2 separate regions of the Homo sapiens genome follow, and region 1 is linked to region 2. A link is a loop called in an ENCODE intact Hi-C map of the cell type or tissue named here. Cell type or tissue: gastrocnemius medialis. All regions are shown on one strand. Links, peaks and the distances in the headings refer to the core of each region. The heading gives the core; the rest is flanking DNA. Region 1 overlaps LOC107983974 (a long non-coding RNA gene). Region 2 has its middle 58 kb from the start of RGMA.

Region 1 (2,906 bases), core at 149-2,648, 590 kb after region 2:
GCTGAAAAAAAATGTTTTGCCTCTTCCCTCTTAACTCCGTGATTTTAGATGATAAATCTGCTGTCATCTGAATTAAATTCTGTATAATATGTCTTTTCTCTCTGGCTGTTTTTAAGATTTTTTTCTTTAGTTTTCAGAAGTTTATGTTGTGTCTTGGTATAAATTTCTTTAGTTTTAATTTGTTTGGGATTCATCTGGCTTCTTGAACCTGTAGGTTATGCCTTTGCTTCTTTTGGGAAATTTTTAGCCTTTCTTTTTTTCTTAATCTTTTCCATTTTATAGCCTTTCTCTTCTCTTCTCCTTCTGGGATCTTTTGTTATTGTCCCGCAGATCTCCGAAGCTCTGTTCATTTTTTATTTCCAGTCTATTTTCTCTGTTCAGATTGAGTAAATTCTATTAATCTCTCTGATTTGAGTTCACTAATTCTAACTTTTATTATCTTCACTCTATTAAGTCCATTCAGCAAGTTTAAATTTTGAAAGTTTTTAGTTCTGTAATTTTCATTTTATTCCTTTTTATAATTTCTATTTCTTTTCTGAGATTTGCTACATTTTTTCCTTTTTCCCAGGATAATTTGTAATTGATTGTTGAAACCTTTTTACAGTGGGTACTTTTAGCAGATAATTTTAACATCTGATCTCCGTATAGCTATCAATTGACTGTCTTTTCTAATTCAAATTGTGGTATTCCTGGTTCCTGGCACAACAGATTTTTATTTTATCTTGAACACTTCATTATGTTAGGAGGCTCTTGATCCTATTTAAATCTTTGATTTTAGCAAGCAGTGGCTTTGTTTAGGTTTATCACAGGTTCTAGGCTCATTCTGTGAGCTTTAATTCCAATGATAGTAGTGTTCAGAGCCCTGGCAATGCTCTTCTGGGGTGCTGTGTTTTTCTGGTGCAGCTGGAACTTCACAGTCCCCACTGATGACAACTACAAGAGTGGAAGGCACTTCCCTGGGTTGCCTGGTGTCACTGGTCCACTTTCTATAGAAGGACAGGGTCAGGAGACACCAAGCCTGAGACTCATGTCACTGGGTGGAGAGCAGGGAGACACTGGGTTTCACTGCTGCTGCCACTGTCAGCAGAGCAGGCTGCCCACCAGTGCCCTAATTGTGCAGGAGGTTTGCTGCTCTGGGGCAGGTGAGTGAGACCACCTGCTGGTTGTGGAGCAGAAGTTGAGCTTCCCTGACTTCCCAGTCCTTTAGCCCTAGAGACTAGGCTTTTTTTGTTTGCTTCATATTTTGCTTGCTTGTTTTTGTCTATGCTTTTTGGTGGTTTGGGGTTGCAGATCTCTCCAGAGCCTAGTCTGGGGCATGTGGGCGGTAAGACAATAACCAGAAACCTTACAACATCGATGTTCCTCAGGTCCTAAGATCTCTAACAAGTCTGCCTTCTTTCCAGTTCCCACAGTCCCTTTATTGTTACCTGTTGAATAATTTCCAGTGTATTTAGTTGTACTTAGGTGAAGGAAAAGCAAATCTGGGTTATCTTTTTCTAGAACTGGAGGTCTATCTACTTTTGATAAGGAGAAATGTTCATTATATATTATGTGAACTTCTAAAGTTTGAAACACTATATATAGCATGAACCCATTTTTAAACATGCAGATTATATTTAGGCATAAAAATTAGTTTAAAGAAATATACAACAAAATATTAGCAATGGTTATTTTCTGGATAATGGTAATTTTTAAAGTTTTCATATTAATATTTTGATTTTAAACTTATTTTTATAAGAACTTATATTGATTTTATAATCTAAAAATAAAAGCTAGATCTTTTCTAATTTTGACAAGAAAAGGCTTATGGTGGGTAATATGCTTGTGGTTTTTAAATCCTTGAAGAACTGTCAAAGTAAAGAGGGATTAAACTTGTAATATGCTCTTCCCAAAGGCAAAATTCAGAATGAGAAATATTACACAGAGGGACTTTTTGGCTTAATTTACTAGACAGTTTTTGTGAAACCAATTTTGAATGACAAAAATTGCAGAGAGGGACCTTTTGGCTTAATTTACTAGAGAATTTTCTGTGAACAAATTTTGTTCAACAATGGCACAATCACTTTTCGGGTTTATTATAGAGAGGGTTTTGTGCAATGAAAAGGTCCTCCAAGGTGACAATGTATCTGTCTGCCAAGTGCATCCCTGGCATCCCAATTATCAATTTAATAGGTGAGAATGCCTTACTGAAACTTACCATGCACTGGAAAATACATTTGTCCTGGTTGGAGAAAGTTAAAGTCTAAGAGAGTGAACATTTAACATTACTGCTTTCTGGTTTATCTTTCCTTCGAAAGCAAAAAATATTACTTTGATTCTTTCCTGGTGCCAATCATGGGGATCTGATCTCCATTTTGGAGGTGAAGAATGGTAGGAAACCTTCTTTTTTTTACCTTCTCCTTGTTGTGAAGGAAAGACAATATTCATCAACACATTATCTGGCTCCTGTCTTGTCCAGATCTTAATCCTCTTGGCAAATAGATGAGGAGTCTTTCCTGGAACTTTTTCCTTTATGTTGAACAGTTTGAAGCGGCTTAAGAAGGTACCCTGGATTTCAGAGGCGTGGAGGAGACATAGGGAGTGGAAATGGCACCACATAAGAGGGCAAGGGCCCCGGGTACAAATGTTTGTGCTATAAGCCATGTAGTGTACAACACTGAGTTACCTAGTAGATAACCAGTATATGAAGCATTCAGCAGATGTTTGCTGAAGTTAACAAATAAGTGTGTGCATCTGTCAAATACTGTGGTCGATTTATGTCGGTGGCTTTCAAATTGTGCTTACAGTGAATGTAAGGATCCTGCAAATTGCCTCAAGACCTTTTTGTAAGACAGCAAAGGAGCTGCAGTGAAAATTTTGGTTTTAGTGCTTTGCCCAAACCAACACACAGACAAAACTATGCAGCA
Region 2 (2,906 bases), core at 190-2,689:
CACTGTGGTGGCCCTCGGGGCGTTGGGGGGCTGTAAAGGGGCCTCCCGAGTCAGCGCATTGCCCCCATGTGGTCCCTCCCCATGTTCAGCTGGGTGATCACCTTGCATCTTCACCTGCAAAGGAAGGAGGCCGCTTCTTGGGTTCATGCGGTTTTTAAGTGAGAGTGTGCACAGTGGAAAAGGAAAAGGTTTGTAACCCTAAGGGCGACCTGGAAGAGACAGCATTCAAAGTCCTTGGCTGGGGAATGGGTGGAGAGGGTTGAGTCAGAGGGCAGCTGGATGGGTTGAGGCAGACTAAGGACAGAGCTTGCCCGGCCTGGAGGGCAGGCCCGGTGAGCACCGGGCCCAGCACCTCCCACTCCAGAGACTGCAAGACAAGCGAGCTGCCCTCTTGGAGCCCCATTGGCCAGGGCTTCTGGAAAGCCGCAGCTTGCTGTGCGGGGAGACTAAACCCCAGCAGGAAGGCCCAGCAGGGACTAGAACCCCCAGGAGCTCATAGTCTCATGGGGGAGACACTGCTGGAACCAGACAGTTATGGGAGAGGACGTTTTCCTTGAACCAGGTCTCCAGCCCCTCCTGTGGGCTGGTCCTGCTCCAGGAGCTGGACCCGCGCAGTGAACCAGGAGGATAAGGGCCCTGGCCCCTTGGAGTTGGTATTCTAGCTGGGGTAGGGGTTGGGGGCGGGCCCTAGAGAAGCAAACAGTAAGAGGACAAACGTCACATGAGTGCCAGGGAGAAAACAGCCAGAGGTAGAGGGACAGGGTCGTGAAAATCCTGGATCTGGGCAAACTTCAACCCCTACTCAGACGGCCAAGCCCTGGCGATGAGGATGGGCGGTCAGGAAGGCACGTGGGCCAGCGGGTGGGTGCCGGGCATGGCTGGACAGACTGGATTTGAACATTGGCTCTGTCTCTTACCAGCTGGTGTTGTGGAGCACATTCTCTATCTCCAAGCCTTAACTACAAATAGATACTGACAGCTTCTCACCAGGCTGGGCAGGGACAAGTGAGGTCCCTGAGGTGCATGTCAGGTGGGCTCGGCAGCTGTCATGATCAAAGGGTGGCACTGGGGCCTGTGCGGTGTTTGGGATCAGCTCCCACTCTCTGAAGCCTAGACTGAGGGCCCCTGAGCGAATGTGGTTCTAGAACCATCCTGCAGAGGGCAGCAGATTTCCACAAACAGCCTGCCCGGCACCCAACACCTAAACCCAACCCAGGGAAGGTTCCGGGCTCTTCCCTTGCCCGGGTGGGTCTCTCCCCCTTGGAGCCCACAACAAAGCCCCCCACACCCCAGGAGATGTGGAGCCACGTGGCTTCCGCAGGAAGGGAGACGGACGGGGAAGAGAGGGGCAGAGGCTGCAGGGAGAGGCAGCCTCACTGCCCTCCAAGAGCAGGGGACGCGAGGGGACAGGCTGCCCCGTCCCCAGCCTCCTTCATCCCTACTTCCAGCCCTTGTGCGGGGACGCACAGGGGGTCCTGCTCTGCAGTCCAGCCTCTCCTTCCTCCCACCTGGGAGGGGCAACTGTAGGGACCCTTCTGAGCCACAAGGCCCCCCTGGCATCACCGGCTGTTCTCGGTGACCTTCACCTTAATGTCCAAGCGCCCTGGTTTGGGTCTGGGGCCCTCTGTGACCTGCCCCTGCTGGCCACTCGAACCTTCTTGAGTCCCCTCACTGCAACCAGCCCCAGCTGCTCTCGGCCTCAGGTGGAGGAGGCCAGCTCCGCCTCTAGGGCATGGTCCCTTTCTTCCTCCTCCATCACCTCCATCTGCCCGCTGAGCACCTGGTGGTCTTCAAGAATCAATTCCGGCCATCTCTGGCTCTGCTGTTCCCATCTCCATGCCTGCTGGTGTCTTCCCCAGGCATCCCACAGATGCCGTCAGAGCCCCTGGCGCCCCCACCTGAACGAGGCTCCCTCGGAAAACCCAGGTTCTGTTCCTCTCTAGCTCCGCTTCCTGCCTCCACAGGTGCAGGTGAGAGGTGACAGCGTGCTGGCAGCCCTCAGAGCCCTCGCTTGCTCTCAGCACCTCCCCTGCCTGGGCTCTCACTTTGGCGGCATTTGAGGAGCCCTTCAGCACCCCCTGCACTGTGGGAGCCCCTTTCTGGGCTGGCCAAGGCTGGAGCCCACTCCCTCAGCTTGCAGGGAGGTGTGGAGGGAGAGGCGCAAGCGGGAACCTGGGCTGCGTGCGGCACTTGCAGGCCAGCTGGAGTTCCGGGTGGGCGTGGGCTTGGCGGGCCCCGCACTCGGAGCAGCCAGCCAGCTCTGCTGGCCCCGGGCAATGAGGGACTTAGCACCCAGGCCAGTGGCTGCGGAGGGTGTACTCGGTCCCCCAGCCGTGCCGGCCCACCGGCGCTGCGCTCGATTTCTCGCCGGGCCTTAGCTGCCTTCCCGTGGGGCAAGGCTCGGGACCTGCAGCCCACCATGCCTGAGCCTCCCACCCACTCCATGGGCTCCTGTGCGGCCCGAGCCTCCCCGACGAGCACCACCCTCTGCTCCACGACGCCCAGTCCCACTGACCACCCGAGGGCTGAGGAATGCGAGCGCACCGCGCGGGACTGGCAGGCAGCTCCACCTGCAGCCCCGGTGCGGGATCCACTAGGTGAAGCCAGCTGGGCTCCTGAGTCTGGTGGGGACGTGGAGAGTCTTTATACCTAGCTCAGGGATTGTAAAAACACCAATCAGCACCCTGTGTCTAGCTCAGGGTTTGTGAGTGCACCAATCGACACTCTGTATCTAGCTGCTCTGGTGGGGATGTGGAGAGTCTTTATGTCTAGCTCAGGGATTGTAAATACGCCAATCAGCACCCTGTGTTTAGCTCAAGGTTTGTGAGTGCACCAGTCGACACTCTGTATCTAACTAATCTGATGGGGACGTGGAGAACCTTTGTATCTAGCTCAGGGATTGTAAA

Evidence for each region. Peaks named below come from ENCODE experiments on the same cell type or tissue, not always from the same donor. Only the 100,000 strongest peaks of a DNase experiment are listed, where the experiment ranks them.
Region 1: a loop joins it to region 2, with 10 times the contacts of the local background. A loop is called at or near these places in 10 of 110 quality-filtered maps.

Annotation. Positions count from the first base shown.
Region 1 is chr15:93,616,538-93,619,443 of GRCh38, forward strand. The region is part of intron 5 of LOC107983974 (a long non-coding RNA gene); the gene reads left to right. Among named protein-coding and RNA genes, the nearest start is that of LINC02207, 240 kb to the right of the region's middle. In gastrocnemius medialis, for the core only: a CTCF peak has its summit at 1,162; no DNase peak of the experiment used is centred there.
Region 2 is chr15:93,029,675-93,032,580 of GRCh38, forward strand. No RefSeq gene overlaps it. Among named protein-coding and RNA genes, the nearest start is that of RGMA, 58 kb to the right of the region's middle. RefSeq lists an enhancer at 2,317-2,821. In gastrocnemius medialis, for the core only: CTCF peaks have their summits at 1,149 (motif pointing right) and 1,353; DNase peaks (open chromatin) are centred at 277 and 1,137; H3K27ac peaks cover 1,649 bases.